Regions from separate parts of the Homo sapiens genome. Here region 2 is linked to region 1. Evidence: chromatin loops called from intact Hi-C (ENCODE). Cell type or tissue: endothelial cell of umbilical vein. All regions are shown on one strand. Links, peaks and the distances in the headings refer to the core of each region. The heading gives the core; the rest is flanking DNA. Region 1 has its middle 85 kb from the start of LINC01121. Region 2 overlaps SRBD1 (S1 RNA binding domain 1).

The links. A loop is a pair of places that touch in the nucleus more often than their neighbours do. Peaks named below come from ENCODE experiments on the same cell type or tissue, not always from the same donor. Only the 100,000 strongest peaks of a DNase experiment are listed, where the experiment ranks them.
Region 2: a loop joins it to region 1, with 5 times the contacts of the local background. A loop is called at or near these places in 10 of 110 quality-filtered maps.

The regions. Positions count from the first base shown.
Region 1 is chr2:45,168,390-45,171,299 of GRCh38, reverse strand. No RefSeq gene overlaps it. Among named protein-coding and RNA genes, the nearest start is that of LINC01121, 85 kb to the left of the region's middle. RefSeq lists enhancers at 213-842, 1,708-2,208. In endothelial cell of umbilical vein, for the core only: no CTCF peak of the experiment used is centred there; DNase peaks (open chromatin) are centred at 1,139 and 1,579; H3K4me3 peaks cover 1,993 bases.
Region 2 is chr2:45,493,312-45,496,221 of GRCh38, reverse strand. All of the region lies in intron 14 of SRBD1 (S1 RNA binding domain 1), which reads left to right. Among named protein-coding and RNA genes, the nearest start is that of SRBD1, 120 kb to the left of the region's middle. In endothelial cell of umbilical vein, for the core only: a CTCF peak has its summit at 1,338 (motif pointing right); a DNase peak (open chromatin) is centred at 1,361.

The sequences.
Region 1 (2,910 bases), core at 220-2,719:
CACATGGTTTCTCTTTCCCAGATTACTAAAACAACTTTCCTCTGAGGTAAAAGCTCCGCAGAAAAGCAAAGGGGAATAGAAATACAGAGGGGCCTTATTTTCACCCTTAATTATACCAAGTCCAAAGGCAAATGCAAAATCAGATCGAACTTTTTGAGGCTTCAAAAATAAAAAAATGTCCCCCTTTGCTTCTCCTCCCAACCCCTGCGCCCGTGGGAGTCACAGTAAATTAGAACCCAGCTTGTTTTTCAGCGATGAATTTGCACCGGGCCTCTTGCGCTTGGGGTGGCGTCCTCGATGCGGATTGCCCGTGCCTTTTTTACGCTTTGTGTACGGTATTTTAAGCGAGGCAGGCCAACCTCGTTTTGTATGGACTTGCACCAGCAAACATTTAAGAGTTTCGCATCAAGGATACTGCATATCCCAGACACTGCGTACAAACTTTTAGGACTTGGGGTCACAGCACTTGTTCCCCTTCTCCGCCCGCTTCAGCGCTAGAGCCTGCAGAGATTTAGGGTCATGTGTGCGCGCCGGCCCACAACATACTACTAAGTGGCAATGGCCGGTTCCCAGACGCATCCAACATCCTTCAAGTTCGGTTTTCTGCTCCCTAACACACTCAGCCATTGGTGCAGCGGGAATCACTGGGCTCCGATTAGCACGCGGGACAGAGGCAGGCGGAATACTGTGAACCTCCGGTCTGCCCCCCTAAGCCCCTCATCTCCCCCATGACCCGCTAGCTAATCAGTGCAAATGCCGTAGGAGGCCAGGCCCGCAACTGGCATTCCAGAGAGCGCGGACCACCAGCCGAGCTTTAAATAAGTGCAGATGTGACAGGCAGGGGAGACCCAGGGAGGGCCGCCTCTCCCGCCCCGCACCTCCCTCCAGGCTCAGGCCGGTGCGCCGCAGGCAGCAGCCATGCACACAAGGCGCCCGCGGGCAGTAATGTTGCCCGGGACTGGGGCGCACACCAAGTGACTGCAAAGGGAACGGAGGCCCGCGAGTTCGAGGGCAGCGCTGGAATGGTGTGAGCCCCGTCACCCATCCCTTCCTTGGCCCTACGGCTTCTTCCTGAAGAGGCTGGGGGATAGCGGCCCATCCTCGCCTCCACCCGTCCGACCGTCGGGAAATCCCGAACCCGGCTGGCTGGAAAGCCGGGAAGGTCTGGCTCATCCGCCGCAAGGCCTAGCCCCACCGCCGACAGCCGGGAATCGCCCCCACCCCACACGGAAATGCACCTTTCCGGTTCCCAGCCCCGAGCTGGGAGCCGGGCGAGAGGGCGAGGTTGCAGGCGTCTCTGCCTGCGGGCGGCGGTGTGCGGTCCTGGGCGTGCGGGCCGCGGCGCGGGGACAGCTCAACTCCAGGACAGCGCCACGCGACCGCCACCGCGGGGTGGGGCCTGACCCGGGGCGAGAGACCGCCCTTGGAACCGCGACCCTCAGCCTCCGCTCTAGCCCGACTGCTGGCTCCGTATCTACAGGGCTGGTGGGAAAGCAGAGAGAAGGAGGAAACGGACCCTGGCGCGCCCCGGTGTTTCGTCTGCCCGGAGCTAGACTCCGACTGTCTTCACAACTACCATCCCCAACTACCCTACCTCGGGCGGCTCCACTCACTCCATACCGGCCCGGGTCTCCCAGCCCGCGCGGCCATTCTCGCCTACGGTCTCGCCCTCCAACCCGGGCTCAGCTTCGGGTCGGAGCAAACCCGCTTTCGCCCGTCCCCGCCCGTCTCCGCGGGTGCCATTCCGTTCGCCCAGAGGGTGGCGGGGTTCGGAGCTGCAGAACACTTGGCTGCTGCCCGCCGACCTCACCCCACCAGCCCCCCCGTCTCCCCGTCACCCCGGTTCCCCAGTCCGTGGCGCTTCCCTCCCTCCAGTCCGCGCGCCCGGCCGCCGCAGGAGCGGCTCCCCGCCTTAGCCCGCAGGCCGCGAGGTGCACGGCCCTCTCTACCGAGAAGCCTGACCGCCCCGGGCCTCCCCGTCGGCCTCCAGCGCCTACACCCGTTTCGGCGCCCACTCTTCGTTCTGCGCCCCTAGATGCCCATCGGCTGCGGGAGAGGCTCCCGGAAAGCTCGGTGGGGCCCCGCGCAGAGCCCGCCCGCCGGAGCCGCAATGCTGCCATGGTTTCCCCGCGCCACCAGCCAGGCAAGGCGCGGCGCGAAGGGCTCTGGGAGGAAGCCGTCGGCACCTGCGGGCACTGCACCCTCCACTCCCCGCCTGCCGTCCCCCGCCTGCCGTCCCCCGTCCGCAGCGCCCACAGCCACGTGCGCGGAGCGGAGCTGCTCCCGGCCGGGGGCAGCCCAGCCCCCGGCGCCTGAAGGGGCCGCCGCGCCCGCCCCGCACCTGCACCCTCCTCTCCCACTTGCCTTTCCATCTGCGCGCGGAAATGCCACGGGCTTAGAACAAACTTTTATTTTTTTTCAGCGACATTCACGAGAGAGACGAATAGGACACGGTCATCCGAGTGCCGAGGCGCGGAAGCGCGAACTGCCCGGAGCGACCTGGCTTGGCGCACAGACTCATTAACCAAGCCCGAGAGGAGGCAGCAATGCGTGTGCGGGAAAGGGAGCGGTTCTCAAAATACAAAGTGATAAAACAGCTTCCAGTTATATTGAAAAACGATGCAAACCCTCAATTCCTTTTTTTTTTTTTTGGACCTGGCCGGACCTGGAAATGCCGGTTATAAACAAGAATAAAAACTTGAATTTATTGGTGGAAGTCCTGTTAAAAGAGCTCAACACAAGCATATGAGACAAACTGCAAGGTGATGAGACGACCATGCTATACATTGAGGGGAGAGTCGAATGAATTTTTCTATTATTTTGTAAAGTGCAAAATTTAGCTAAACAAATTTAGCTAGTGCAAAATTTGCTGCAGGTTTCCCTACAGCAAACGATCTCAGATAATATGGT
Region 2 (2,910 bases), core at 276-2,775, 320 kb before region 1:
GACAAACTCCCACAGATGCATTTAAGCTAAAAATAAAAACAAAACAAAACATAGGAGCAGTGGAAGAGTAAATGATGCAAAATGATGCAAACTTTTCCCTTTGTTAAGCAAACTTCACAATTCTCTGTGCAGCTCTCAGATTTGTATCTGAATGAAGGTGCACTTGAAAAGTATAAACAAATACAGATAATCTGGTATTATATGAGTAAATACAAATTTGAGTACAAAAGACATAAATAATTTTGGAGTTAAGTGCAAGAATCAGGAGAAGCAACTTTTGGGTGCTTTGTGGGGATGGCAGGTGGGTTGACATACCATGTTTTTTAAGCCAATACATTTCAAAATGTTGACCAAAGACCATTTTAATTATAAAATTAGAATAGTGTTTATTCCCTGCCCCCTTAGGTTTTGTATCTTGTTAGCAGTGAACCTGGAATGTTTATAGTACTGTTGCAAACAACGGTTTCTTCCACAGTTAGTGTTCCTTCCTCTCTATGAGCCTGCTTTTCCTGTCCCAGTATCAACCAGGCCCTTGCCTCTTGCCTAGTCGAATGCCACTTACGCATCAGGTCTTGTGTTTGGTCCTGTGGCAGTTTTTTTCTTTAGTTTCCTTAGTGGTACCATTAAATACTTTATGGTATGGCAACAACTTTATGTTGGTATCAGATACAGGTAGAGAAAAAAGATAAAAGAGGGATTTTGAAAGAGAAAAGCAGAATGCGGGGAGAGAGGGAAGAGAGAGAGAGAGTGAGATGCTTACTGTGGAAGGTAAGGGGAAACAATTTCTGCTTACGCCATTCTTTGTTGAAATTTCTTCTACCTCAGTAGAGGTACTTAATCTACAAATAGGAAACAAACTTTCCATCTTTTTTGTCCTTCAGTTTGTTGATTTGCTTTTCCCCATGATGGCATTTGAAGGTACCATTGAGTTTGTCATCTCTGTGAAGTTTGGAACCCCAAAATCCAAATTAAAGCTCTGCTTTTTAGTTGGTAATTCGGGTCTGTCCATTTTAGGTTTATTTTGTGGTTGGAAAGTGTTCTTTTCATCCACTGTGGTATGGGGCACCAAAAGAGAAGTAGCCAAGATAATTCTGTTCTTTTGAAAGACTGCTCTGTAGCTAAGATTTGATAGGATGTCCATCCTGGAGTATACTTAGATCCTCTGGTTGGTAGACTTTTTATTTTCTCCCAGGCTTGGTGTGGATCCTCTGTGTGATAACTGTACCACTACTAGAGTTGTTCTCTGTGGAAAATGATCATCTTTTTTGAAACATAACAAACTTAAAAAAACAAAAACAAAACGCTGGTAATTGAAGAATTGCTTCTAACTTGTCCTCCACCAGATGGTGCTAGTGTTACGTATCTAAAGGTAAACTCCTTTGGTATTGAAGTAAGGAGGTTGTGTATTTTCTTTCTCTTTTTCTGCCTCACCATATTTTGCCCTTAGTACTTTTTCATACATGCTACTTTCCTGGCATACTGCTGCATCACTTCACATATTTTATATTGTAGATAGTGAGCTGGTTATGCCTTAGTGATCATGAAGGATAACTTGGGAGGCCAAGTAAAATTCAAGAGGGCAAGGACCAAGTGAAATTTAAGGATGTATAATTTGTATTTTCTTATAAGATTTTTTTAATCATTCATTTGCTTCTTAAATGGCCTGTGTGTAAAAGTTGAGAACTTATTCTTGACTTTTCTGCTTAGCTATCTTTCTTTTATGTTATCATAATGATGTCATAAAATGTCATTGCTTGAGATCTTCTACAAACAAATGATGTATTTACCAAGATTTAAGTTCACAATAACTTTAAAAGAAAGCTTGGTAAATTAAAAAAAAAAAGTTGGCCATTATCTGATATGATTCCCTGACCAATTAATAATTGTTCTTACATTTTTAAACCTTTTCTGATTACATATGAGTATTACATGGTTATTGCAGAAAAACTTAAACAAGAATACAATTAAAGTAATAATACATGTTTAAATACTATTAACATTATATTACATAAGCCTGCTTTTTCTTTACCCAGTTTTAACTTAATAATTTATCATAAATATTTTACATGAGATAAAAATATTTTACAATAATAATTCTTAATGAAAGCTTAATTAAATGAACACTGTAATGATAGGCATTTTTTTCCACTTTGTTTCAGTCACAGTTGTGCTATCATAAATAGTGCAGTTTAATTTTTTTGAATTTTTACATTTCATTTGCATGTATTGCTAAAAATATAATAGCTAGTTCAGAGAGAATGTACATTTTTGTGATTTTTGATCTGATTTTCAATTTACCATCCAAAGAGTTCTGCAGTTTGAAAGTCTTTGACGGGACATGATTCTGCTTGTTTCCGTATGTCCTCTTAATCACTAGATTACCTAATTTATTTTATTTTTTTTTTTTTTTGAGTTGAAGTTTCATTCTTGTTGCCCAGGATGGAGTGCAGTGGCGCGATCTTGGCTCACTACAACCTTCACCTTCCAGATTCAAACGATTCTGCCTCAGCCTCCTGAGTAGCTGGGATTACAGGCATGTACCACCACGCTTGGCTGATTTTTTTTTTGTATTTAGTAGAGACTGGGATTCACCATGTTAGTCAGGCTGGTCTTGAACTCCTGACCTCAGGTGATCCACCCACCTGGGCCTCCCAAAGTGCTGGGATTACAGGTGTGTGCCACCGTGCCTGGCCTTACCTAAGTTTTTAAGATGACTAGATATTGCTCATTTGAGAATCCTTGAAATGATAATTCATCATTACATAAAAGAATTTAAAATTGCTTTGATATTTTCTTAGAAGTAAGCTCTACCCTTTAAGCATTAAATCTCAGAGCCCCCACTGTTCGTGGTAGTTTAGTTTTTGGCCTTGTCTCCTATCCCTAAAATACAAACAGCTATTCTTTTGATAC